Linked DNA regions of Homo sapiens: region 1 is linked to region 2. The links are chromatin contacts, found by Hi-C in ENCODE. All regions are on one chromosome and are shown on one strand. The core of a region is the stretch at or near the end of the contact, and the rest is flanking DNA. Distances in the headings are between cores, read along the strand shown. Region 1 overlaps DHRSX (dehydrogenase/reductase X-linked). Region 2 overlaps DHRSX (dehydrogenase/reductase X-linked).

Region 1 (6,564 bases), core at 3,478-5,977, 59 kb before region 2:
ACGGGGTTTCGCCATGTTGGCCAGGCTGGTCTCGAACTCCTGACCTCGTGATCCGTTCGCCTCAGCCTCCCAAAGTGTTGGGATTACAGGCGTGAGCCACTGCACCCGGCCGACTACCTTTTCCTATAAGCACCTTTTCATATACCTGTTGGCCATCCAAATGCTAAGTGCTTTTCTCGGCCATGTTTATGTGTGGTACCTTATTTTTTTTTTTTTTTTAAATGCACATCCCTTCCTTGGCTGTTTGAATTTGAGATGGTGTTTTGAGAATTCCCCCAAGTGGGGGATGGGTGTATTTTGATTCTTTATTTGTTTGTTTGTTTTTTGATACAGGGTCTCACTCTGTTGCCCAGGCTGGAGTACAGTGGTGTTATCTCGGCTCACTGCAACCTCCGCCTCCCAGGCCCAAGTGTTTCTCCTGCCTCAGCCTCCCCAGTAGCTGGGAATACAGGTGTGCAGCACCACACCCAGCTACTCTTTGTAGAGTTGGGGTTTTGCCTTGTTGCCCAGGTTCATCTTGAACTACTGGGTTCAAGCGGTCCATTCACCTCGGCCTCCCAAAGTGCTGGGATTATAGGTGTGAGCCACTGTGCCTGGCCTATTTTGATGATGATGACGATTATTATTAATATTTTGAGACAGAGTCTCACTCTATCACCCAGGCTGGAGTGCAGCAATGTGATCTCGGCTCACTGCAACCTCTGTGGCCCGGGTTCAAGCGATTCTCCTGCCTCAGCCTCCCGAGTAGCTGGGATTACAGGCGCCCACCCACCAAGCCCGGCTAATTTTTGTATTTTTAGTAGAGACGGGGTTTCACCATCTTGGCCAGGCTGGTCTTGAACTCCTGACCTCATGATCCACCCGCCTCAGCCTCCCAAAGTGCTGAGATGACCGGTGTGAGCCACCGCGCCCGGCCTTGATTCTTTTTAAAGCCATGAGAGTGAAATGAACGCTACACAGAGCTGAGCCTGGTCACTGCCTATGCCCCTATCTCCTCCTTTCTACCCTAAGCTGCTGTGAAACACCTTGTTATTACCTCTGCCAAGGGCTGGGGTATGTTGAAATTTCATAGCCGGCATTGCAGGATCCCTGTGATTTTCAGGAACACACTCCCACAGGGGCTCCCGCTCAGCCAGAGCCAAGCCCAGTGTACAATGTCACAGAGTGGCAGCAGCCTGGCCAGATCTTTTCTCCTCATTAGGATCTGCCTTGGGGCAAAAGGATTGGTTTCTGTGTAGAGGGATAATTAAGGAATTAGAGACACCGAGGGGTTGAGGAGGAATTATTTAATTATTTATTTGTACCGACCCCGTCGGATTAACATTTAAAGGACCGAGTTTTGAACAAAGAGTTTGGTTATTTTTTAAGTATTTTCTGGGGCGGGGGGAGCTCTGTGTAGGGGGAAGTATATCATAGAAGTGAGAAACAAAGACAGTTGTTTAATTGACACATGCATTATATTATTTTTTATTTTTTAAGGAATAATATGTTTTATGATTTGAGATTATTTGCCTAGTGACTTTGTAGCTGTATAGCTAGAGAAGCAGAGTTTTTATAATGCTTGGGAAAGGAAGAGACAAGGCTTATTAGCCGCAGAAAAACAGGCAGTTAATTTTTAATGGACTTCAACTCTTTCTCTTCCTCAGGGAGAACTGGGTTTTCTTACATACAACTGAGTTTTTGCTTATACATTTTTAAATTTTTTAAAATTCCTGTTTCATCTGTGACAGGGGGTCCTATTCCCTGCCACCTTGGCCCTTCCTCATTTGCAGCAGGTTTTCAAAGGAGTGGCATTTTCTAACACAATGAATCCAAAAGTGCCTTCTCCGGGCCTGTCACATCAGCATTTCCGGGGAGTAAACAAGAAATGCAGGTGCCCAGGGCCCATCTGTGAATCGGGGCCTCTGGGGGTGGGGGCGGGGCCCTGGAATCTGCATTCTTATGAGGCCGTTAAATGATCCCCACGCACCTTCAAATGGTACACTTGCTGCTGTCCTGAAGGCATTCAACCATCAATCTGGAGCCCAAAGAGAAGTTTCTGGAAACTGACAAGTGAGGCATTCTTTTCTCATGACTTTTTGCTTTTAATCTGAACGGCTTAAAAACTATATATAGTTCCCCAAAATTCACATATGTGATCCACCTAACCAAAATGACAGCCAAGAAACAATGATTTATAATCACCAACTTAATTTTATTAGATTCTGAAAATGTTTCAGATTTAGACAACATGAATTTTGACCAATAATTTTTTTTTTTTTTTTTTGAGACAGAGTTTCACTCTTGTTGCCCACGTTAGAATGCAGTGGTGTGATCTCGGCTCACTGCAACCTCCGCCTCCCGGGTTCAAGCGATTCTCCTGCCTCAGCCTCCCGAGTAACTGGGATCACAGACACCCACCACCAGGCCCGGCTAATTTTTTGTATTTTTAGTAGAGATGGGGTTTCACCGTGTTAGCCAGGCTTGTCTCAAACTCTTGACCTCAGATATCCACCCACCTCAGCCTCCCAAATTGCTGGGATTACAGGCGTGAGCCACTGCATCTGACCACAATAACAAATCATTGCTGTTTTCTTGGAAAAGTTTGTGTAGGATATTCGATCATCAGTTTTTAAAGTGCAGTGTTTTGTGGACAAGTAGCATGACGAATACATGATTTGTCCCCACCATTAAAAAATGTTAGTTTACTTGTGGCATATAAATACCGATGGCCTTTAAGCCAATCTTACAGAAAAGAAGAAAAGAATCGTTTGCACTTTCTGTGGCTGTTTAAAAGCTTTACCATCTTGTAAGAGGGTGGGAAGATGGGGTGTGCCGTGGAGATGGTTAATGGGCACAAAAATATACTTTAGATAGAATGAGTAAGGTCTCGTATTTGATAGCACAAAAGGGTGACTACAGTCAACAATCCTTCATGGTCCATTTAAAAATAACTAAAAGTTGCTGGACATGGTGGCTCACCCCTGAATCCCAGCACTTTGGAAAGCCGAGGCAGGTGGATGACTTGAGGTCAGGAGTTCGAGACCAGCCTGGCCAACATGGTGAAACCCCGTCTCTACTAAAAACACAAAAATTAGCCGGGCGTGGTGGTGCACACCTGTAGTCCCAGCTACTTGGGAGGCTGAAGCAGGAGAATTGCTTGAATCTGGGAGGCGGAGGTTGCTGTGAGCTGAGATTGTGCCACCGCACTCCAACCTGGACTACAGAGACTCCATCTCAAAAAAAAAAAAAAAAAAAAAGAAACCAATTAAAGGTGTAATTGGAATGTTAGTGACACAAACAAGTGATGAATGCTCGAGGGGATGGATACCCTATTTGCCCTGATGTGAGTATTACACATTGCATGCCTGTATCAAAATACCTCATTATCCCATAAATATATACACCTACTATGTGTGCATGCAATTTTTTTTTTTAAAAGAAAAAAGTTTAAAATCTGAACAGGTTTGGACATTCATCAGTGGTGGCCCTGGTATGTCCACTGCTGGGGGACTCTCCAGTCCTTGATAGATGATGCTGAGGCCCAGCTGGGTGGGGACATTTCGGCTGTGGCCATTGAGCCTTTACCTCGACTGAGTCTGCCTCCAGGCTCAGGAGCCCCCAGATCCGTGGTCCAGCCACACGGCAGGGTCTGCCCTCTGCCTGTGAGTGGTATCTGCTGCCCACAACATCTTATGGACGACCACAGCTCCTACAGGCATCCCTTCCCTCCTCAGCTGAGACCTGGGCACACCTCCACCAAACCCGTACGAACCTTGCTCTAAATTGTGCTTCTCTCTGGACTGGCCTGCACCTGCTGGAACTCTGATTCTTGTCCCCACAACCTCCAGTTGCCCAGCGAGGGACAGAGGGAGCTGAATGTGCTGTTTCGTTCTTGCTCTGCTGGGATCCCGGCATCGGGTAACCCCGGTTCAGCCATGTGGATTTATTTTTAAGCAAGTCGGCTCACGTCCTGACTCCAGGAGCACAGATTGCTGTGGAGTGTCAGTCACACAATTATTTCAACATGCTGGGCGCCTGTCTAGCCTGCTTTCCCCTCCTGCCTTTCCTGCTCTCAATTCTCTCTCCTTAGTTCTTGGGTTAATACTCTGGCCTGCGTACTTTGTTGTACTTTCTGTCTTTGAAGTCGTGCTCCTCTGAGATCCCACGCTGGGCAGGGCATGGGAAGCTACGTGCCCACAGAAGGACGGCTAATTGAGCTCTCGGAATTATAAATGCGCGATTGTTTTCAGGAATCTGGGCGAGATGGCTCATTTCCCAAGCTAGGGATTTTCCAGGGAAGCGTTTTCACTCCTTATCATCACTTAGCCATTGTGCCCACACCTTTGTGGCTCCTGGGTAATTATGTGCTGATGAAAGCTGTCTTACTTAGAACAAATAGTCTCATTCACTTACCGAAACTCCTCCAAATATAAATAAATCAAACCCCAGCGGCTCCATGAAAGCAAACACAGAAAGGCATAGCCGTGTTCAAATGAACTCAGATGGGGAGAGATAACCAGTTAAACACTCTTAAAAGCACTGAAGGCAGGCCCATTCTCTTTTGCAGCTCGTACATGCCATGGTGGAACCCCTGTAATCCTAAATCCTAAGAGAGATCAGACTAGACACGTGCTGTGTATCCTCTTTGGAAGGTGCACGGTGTCCTCATTTTCTATAATGATTGTGTAACTTTAATCACAAACAGCATCTTCTGATTCATTTAGCTTCCTGGCTAGGCACGATGGCTCACGCCTGTCATCCCAGCTCTTTGGGAGGCCTAGGCGGGCAGATAGCTTGAGGTCAGGAGTTTGAAACCAGCCTGGCCAACACGGTGAAACCCCATCTCTACTAAAAATATAAATGTTAGTCAGGTATGGTGGCGGGTGCCTGTAATTCCAGCTACTCAGGAGGCTGAGGCAGGAGAATGGCTTGGACCCGGGAGGCGGAGGTTTGCGGTGAGCCGAGATCATGCCACTGCACTCCGGCCTGGGCGACAGAGAAAAACTTCATCTAAAAAAAAAAAAAAAAAAAAGCTTCCCAAATATTATTCTTCCAGTAGCTTGTGCCGTCTTCATCAGAAGAGGGACTAGCTGTTTGGTTCATGTGCTTCCACCCAGTTATTAGACCAAGTTTGTTTTCAATAAAAGAAATCACTGGTCAATGCCTTCTGTAATTGATGGGTGTCAAGAAGGTAAATTTTGCACGCCGCCTTGGGAGGCACTTCTACTTTGAAAATAGATCTTTGTGAACCATCATTTTGGCCTATCCAATGACCTATAAAATACTTGAATTTATCATGAAAACAGAATACTGTGAAATCAGGATGAAGGTTGATAACAGGTCATCAACGTAATTGAGTAGATTGAAAATACAAGAGTCAGTGAAGTGTAGGATGAATGCTTGTTGTCAGTAAGAGAGCTCTTTGTGACCCGTTCCACGTGCAAGAGATGAGGGTTGTTGTTTTGGGAATACTCACCCTCCTCATCGCCTGTCCCTGCTAAAATCAGAGCTTTGTGAGGGCAGAGATGGATTCTGTGCACAGGTATCTTCTGAGTCTCTGATTCAGTGCCTGAAACACAGTGGCTCCCGAGACAATCTACCTCAGTGCCTGTTTTACAGGCTCACCTGTGACACATGACTGGGACATATGTTATTCATGATGACATGCAAGAGTCTCTGTGTAGGTGTCTACTGGTCTTCATCATCAAACAGAGCGAGAACTCCAAGTCAGGAGGCAGACATATCTTGGGGCAAGAAGACACCTAGAATTTTTCTTCAACCTGTAGACTTTCGGATTGGGTAGAAGGATTGTTAAGGAGGTTGCGAAACTTGGAAAAAGGATGATGTGAGTGTTGATGGCATGGAATTCTCCCCACACCCCTGGGTATCCATTTTTAATGTACAGAATTCTTGTGACATGATTTTAGGGCATAGAATCCTTGAGAGATCATGTCTGTGCTGAAGTTGGAATCACAGCACTTTATGTGAATGTGTTCGCCAACGATTAATTATGTTTATTCCCGAGAAGTTTTAACCAGATTGTGGATGTGTATTCTGGTTCAGCATATATTCACAATTACCTTTGTTTTTTGTTTTGTTGTTTTGGAGACAAGGTCTTGCTCTGTCACCCAGGTTGGAGTGCAGTGGTGTGATCATAGCTCACTGCAGCCTCAAACTCCTCAGTAGGAAACTTCCTACCCCAGCCTCCCGAGTAGCTGGGACTAGTAGCATGCACCACTACACATGGCTAATTTTGTTTTTTAAATTTTTTCTAGAGACGGGGTCTCATTATGTCGCCCAGGCTGGTCTCAAACTCCTGGCCTCAGGCGATCCTCCCACCTTCCAAAGTGCTGGGATTACAGGTGTAAGACACCAAGCTCAGCCCCTGTGTTTTTTTGTTTTTTTTTTTTTTTTTGCTTTTTGTTTGTTTGTTTTGAGACGGAGTCTTGCTCTGTTGCCCAGGCTGGAGTGCAGTGGTGCGATCTTGGCTCACTGCAACCTCTGACTCCCTGGTTCAAGCCATTCTCCTGCCTCAGCCTCCCAAGATGCTGGGATTACAGGCGTGCACCATCACACCCAGCT
Region 2 (6,126 bases), core at 336-2,835:
GCACGGAGTTTTCAAGGAGGCAATTCTCCTTAGGACTTCCCATTTAGTACTGAAATGGCTTGAGCCCTTGGAGTACTGGAGCCTGTGTGCCGGCAGCATTTAGTCAGAGCTACAGGCGCACAGGCTCCTGCTGTGACCCAAGTCAGTCAGTATTGCAACCTATACATACTAATACACTTCACCAATATATGCATGTTATAGATTAAACATTCTACATCAAACAACGTAACATTTATCATCAAGAGAAAAGGGGTAGGAAAAAGCTTAACAAAGGAGCACAGGGATATTGATGTGGACAAAAAAAAGTCTCCTGGCCTGGCCCTGGAGGGCCATCAGTGGTCGCCATCTTGCAAGGAAGAGCCTTTGATATCAGTGGGGCAGAGCCTTTTGCGGTGGATGCTGCGTAATGATTACAAGTGACAGCAAGATGGCATCTGTTAAGGTAGCCATTTGGAGCTGCTGAAGCCCTGTTCTTTCATGACCACAGAGTCCTCTGGTGAGGATTGACAATGGAAGAGGGTGTTTGGTTGTGTCCTTAACTGTTTGGATGTGGTCTTTATTGATCAGGTGAACATCTGGCTCCTGTAGGCATGATGCCTTTTGAATGAAATGTAACATGGAATCTTTTTCTAAGGTGGAGTCACTTATGTCAAGCGTGCTCTACACACTCACTGTAAGAATTAAAGAGGAAAGAAGCATGAAATGTCACTTGACAGTTAAACACAGGTTTATTTTAGAGAAACCTGAGAGGGGCTTCTGGCTGAGTTAGGTCAGAGCTCTTCTCTCTTATAGACTAAGCACATTTAAGGGTTTTGGAAGGGGGTGCTTATCATAGGTTCAGAATGTTTGTATGTGAGGGAGAGTTTATTGCAGGGTTGAATATCTCTGGTCAGAGGGGAGGCTGTCTCAGGGTTGGTATGTTTTTGGTCGGAGACGGGTTTATCTTAGGGTTGGAATGTTTCTGGTTATGCTGACATGAGTCATGAGGCTGATGTTTTCGGGCTGGATTTAGGCGGTTTTTAATCAAGGGGAGCCTAGAATGGTGGTGTTTGTTCAAGATGGCCATGCTCCCGCTCTGTCACCCACAACCTGAAGACCGTTATCATATTGATTTTGTATCTCCTGTGCGTACCTGATGGAGAATGACTGAATGTTTGAATTAAAAGACTCAGGGAGAAGGCAAAGTTGTGTTTAAGTTGCAAGTTGAAAAAAACAATCCATTGGCTCTGTTAGCAGCTATTAGAGAGGTTGGGGCGGGAGCAGAGTCTGTAGCTTAACTTTGCTTTTGTTATGTCGATGCTATGAGCGTGGGAATCATGGAAACTGTGAATAAATGGAAGAGAGTCTGTCAGTGACCTACTGCTGCATCTTGGGCCAGCCCAGGCATCCGTGAGTGTTCAGGGAGACCTCGGGAGAGTTCTCAGGCAGAAACTAGCCACTCACATGCTTGTCATCTGCGGGGTTGACATGGTGGGCTATTTTTATGCTCAGACACTTGGGAGAAAGGGCAGGCTGTACCCAAAGGCAGATAAGTGCTGGCCAGATGGGCTTGCTGGGCACCGTCGAACTCATGGTCACCGTCCTGCCCAGGAGCTAGAAATAGAACTAGCCCCGGGACAATCCGTGAGGTATCAGGTGAGTATGGCCCGATACATGTGACTCAGAGACACAAGGAGTGAGGGTGTGTGCTCTGTCTCAATGAGAGAAGAGAGAAGTCAGGGCTTGCTTTGGCAACACCAAATGCAGATATCAGACTCCTATTCAGAAACCAGAATTCTCATCTCAGCATTTATTTTCTGGATATGTGGCCGACAGATAGGCATCTCTGTTTATAATGCCTTTAATTTTGATCTTGACAAGGACTAGAGGAAGCTCTTACTGAACCTTCACGCCCACAAACAAAAGCTTCTAAATCGGCCGGGCGAGGTGGCTCACGCCTGTAATCCCAGCACATTGGGAGGCCGAGGCGGACAGATCACCTGAGGTCAGGGGTTTGAAACCAGCCTGGCCAACATGGTGAAACCCCATGTCTACTAAAAATACAAAAAATTAGCCGGGAGTGGTAGCGGGCATCTGTAGTCCCAGATACTTGGGAGGCTAAGGCAGGAGAGTTACTTGAACCCAGGAGGTAGAGGTTGCGGTGAGCTGACATCACGCCATTGCGCTCCAGCCTGGGCAGTAAGAGTGAAACTCCATTTAAAAACAAAACAAAACAAACAAAAAAACTTCTAAATCACATTCAGGAAGCATTTTGTAATATTTTATTTCTTATCAGGGAGCATTTTGTAATATTTTATTTCTTCTCAACCCCTGTAGTGGATTGAATGGTGCCTCTATTTTACCCCCACCCCCACCAAAAAAAAAAAAAAGACAAGTTCACCTTGAATCTGTACATGTGATTTTTTATTTGGAAATAAGGTCTTTGCAGATGTAAAAAAGGATCTGGAGATGAGATCATCCTGGATTGCAGTGGATCCTAAATCTAATGACAGGTGTCCTTGTAAGAGACGGAAGAGGAGACACAGACACAGAGGAGAAGGCCACGTGGAGACGGAGGCAGAGACTGGAGTGATGCGGCCATAAGCCCAGGGATGCCTGGAGCCCCCAGGAGCTGGGAGAGGCAGGAAGAATTCTTCCCTAGAGCAGGGAGCATGTCCCTGTAGGCACCTCGATTTCACAGATGTAGTCTCCAGGACTGGGAGAGGTTAAATGGCTGCTTTTGTAAGCTCCCTAGTTTGGGGTCATGGGTTACAGTGGTCCCATCCCAACCTGTAAGCTCTGGAGAACATGAGTCTGGAATGCAAGCGTGTGCGGTGATTCAGCTTGATGCCTGTGGTGGGAAAAGAGCCCCTTGTATTATGGCTTCCTGCTGTGTGTAAGTAAAACCAGTCCTCTGAGGAAATCAAAGCCCAGTAAACCCGTGCACCCTAACTTCCCAGGATCGCAAACTGGAGAGAGAGCGGCAGCCATTTTCTCCCCCTGCCTTGATTTGCTGAACCTGCCACCCGTGCAGCATTTCCCAGGAGGCTAACCTGGTGATATTGTCCATTCTTGGTCCTCCGCAATGCAGGCAATATTCGTTGCTCAGCTCAAATGCTTGCGTCTCCTCTTTCTTCTCTCCACCTGCAAAACATCTTTTCATAGGTCCCATTGGGAACACCAGCTCGTTGGCTGGTATTTCCACACTCTTTTTCCTTCCTTTTGTTGCTTCATCTACCTCTGATTTGCCAGTTGTCTGATGTCTCCTCTCACGAGCCTATCTTTCTCCCAAGCCTAGTAGACACGAACCATTGAAAGCATCCTTGAATGACAAAAGTCCAAATATCAATTTGCAAGGTGAAGACTGTGGCTTTTATTATTTGTTCTCAATGGCGGGTGTCTGGCGGGGAGTCCAGTCGCCTGACGTTGAATGCAGTCATTTCCTAGGTGTGGGTCAAGATTCTGATGTCCACAGGCAATAATGTCCGTGAACGTGTGTATGTACCTTGATGGACATTACTGACTGTGGACTCCAGAACATTGGACATTGTATATATTGATGGACATCATATATATATATACACACACACACACAGACAGACGCACACACACACCATGGAATACTACACAGCCACAAAAAAGAATGAATTAACAGCATTTGCAGTGACCTGGATGAGACTGGAGACTATTACTTTTTTTATTATTATACTTTAAGTTCTGGGGTACATGTGCAGGACGTGCAGTTTTTGTTACATAGGTATACATGTGCCATGGTGGTTTGCTGCACCCCTCAACCCGTCATCTACATTAGATACTTGTCCTAATACTATCACTCCCCTAGCCCCCCACCCCTCGACAGGCCCCAGTGTGTGATGTTCCCCTCCCCGTGTCCATGTGTTCTTATTGTTCAGCTCCCACTTATGAGTGAGAACATGTGGTGTTTGGTTTTCTGTTCTTGTGTTAGTTTGCTGAGAAGAATGGTTTCCAGCTTTATTAAAAGTCAGGAAACAACAGATGCTAGAGAGGATGTGGAGAAATAGGAATGGTTTTACACTGTTGGTGGGAGTGTAAATTAGTTCAACCATTGTGGAAGACAGTGTGGGGATTCCTCAAGGATCTAGAACCAGAAATACCATTTGACCCAGTAATCACATGACTGAGTATATACCCAAAGGATTATAAATCATTCTACTATAAAGACACATGCACACGTATGTTTATTGTGGCACTATTCACATAGCAAAGACTTGGAACCAACCCAAATGCCCATCAATGATAGAATGTATAAAGAAAATGTGGCACATAGACACCATGGAATACTATGCAGCCATAAAAAAGGACAAGTTCATGTCCTTTGGAGACTATTACTCTAAGTGAAGTAACTCAGGAATGGAAAACCAAACATCGTCTGTTGTCACTGATACGTGGAAGCTAAGCTATGAGGACACAAAGGCATGAGAATGATACAATGGACTTTGGGGACTTGGGGAGAGCTTGGGAGGGGGCAGCGAGGGATAAAAGACTACAAATAGTGTGGAATGTGTACTGCTTGGGTAATGGGTGCACCAAAATCTCACAAATCACCACTAAAGAACTTACTCGTGATCGGATGTGGTGGCTCACACCTGTAATCCCAACAGTTTGGGAGGCTGAGGCGAGCGGATTACCTTAAGTCAGGAGTTCAAGACCAGCCTGGCCAACATGGTGAAACCCTGTCTATACTAAAAATACAAAAGGAATTAGCCAGGCCTGGTGGCACACACCTGTAATCCCAGCTGCTTGGGAGGCTGAGGTAGGAGAATTGCTTGAGCGTGGGAGGTGGAGGTTGCAGTGAGCCGAGATCATGCCACTGCGCTCCAGCCTGGCTGACAGAGCGAGACTCTGTCTCAGAAAAAAATAAAAAGAACTTACTTATATAACCAGATACTGCCTGTAACCCAATAAGTTATGGAAAATTAAAGAAAAACACACAAAAAGAGTATATTCAGGATCACTTAAGTAAGCATGATACTACATCACATCTCGTTGCGGAAATTATATGGATTATCATTCCATGAGTGTACCAGCTTCCGGAAGTTTCTGAGCTCATATGGGGAGTGGGAAGTAGGTGGTCTCGTGGGAACTGCAGGGCTGGCCCCTTGTCAGGACGGTCATCACTAGTGACATAAATACCCCATGGTAGAGAGAGCTGGGGTGTCTTCGTCGGTTTTGTGTCACTAGAAAGGAACACTGGAGGCTGGATAATTTATAGAGGAAAGAGGTTTATTTGGGTTATGATTCTGCAGGCTGTACAAGAAGCACAGGGCCAGCATCTGTCTCTGCTGAGGACCTCAGGAGGCTTCCACTCATGGTGGAACGGGAAGGGGAGCTGGTATGTGTACAGAGACCACACGAAGAGACAGGAGGGAAGACAGACGGGAGACGCCAGGCTCTATTTAACAACCAGCCTGTGGAGAACTCATAGAGTAAAAACTCACTCATGCTTCAAGAAAGGACATTGATCTCTTCAGGAAGAATCCATCGTCCGTTGCTCAAACCCCTCCCATTCGACCTCCCATCCAGCACTGAGGCTTACATTTTAACCTGAGTTTGGGAGAGGAGGAATTTTAAAGCAGAGCCTGTAGATTCTAAAGCAAAATATTCTGGGTCTCCTGCTTGTAGAATGGTTGTGAGTGTGACTTCCTTTTTCTATTTTTATTTTATTTTTTTGAAACAGAGTCTCGCTCTGTTGCACAGGCTGGAGTGCAATGGCACTGTCTCGGCTCGCCGCAACCTTCATCTCCCAGGTTCAAGCGATTCTCCTGCCTCAGCCTCCCAAGTAGCTGGGATTACAGGCGCGCACCACCATGCCTGGCTAATTTTTGCATTTTTAGTAGAGACGGGGTTTCACCATGTTGACCAGGCTGGTCTTGAACTCCTGACCTCGGGTGATCTGCTGGCCTCGGCCTCCCAAAATGTTGGGATTACAGGCATGAGCCACCATGCCTGGCCTGGGATTGTTATTTCTAAATGATTCCAGCTTTTTTTTTTTTTTTGTCTCAGCTGAGGCACAGCGGTGGAACTTGTCGTCTTATCATTGACTTGTTATGTTCATGAAGGACTTGGAAAACCAACGCTGATCCTCAGAGTAACAGCATAGATCCTCAC

Evidence for each region. A loop is a pair of places that touch in the nucleus more often than their neighbours do. Pooled maps may share reads with other maps.
Region 1: a loop to region 2 is called in a map of heart left ventricle, with 13 times the contacts of the local background. The contact joins two enhancer-like sites. A Hi-C loop is called at or near these places in 4 of 168 maps with a recorded cell type or tissue (Right ventricle myocardium inferior, gastrocnemius medialis, heart left ventricle and 1 more) and 6 of 50 pooled maps.

Annotation. Positions count from the first base shown.
Region 1 is chrX:2,399,559-2,406,122 of GRCh38, reverse strand. All of the region lies in intron 3 of DHRSX (dehydrogenase/reductase X-linked), which reads left to right. Among named protein-coding and RNA genes, the nearest start is that of DHRSX, 98 kb to the left of the region's middle. Within about 2 kb of position 4,727, at least 10 of the 41 ENCODE cell types and tissues checked have a DNase peak (open chromatin) inside an H3K27ac peak, as active enhancers do.
Region 2 is chrX:2,337,895-2,344,020 of GRCh38, reverse strand. All of the region lies in intron 3 of DHRSX (dehydrogenase/reductase X-linked), which reads left to right. Among named protein-coding and RNA genes, the nearest start is that of DHRSX, 160 kb to the left of the region's middle. Within about 2 kb of position 1,585, at least 2 of the 41 ENCODE cell types and tissues checked have a DNase peak (open chromatin) inside an H3K27ac peak, as active enhancers do.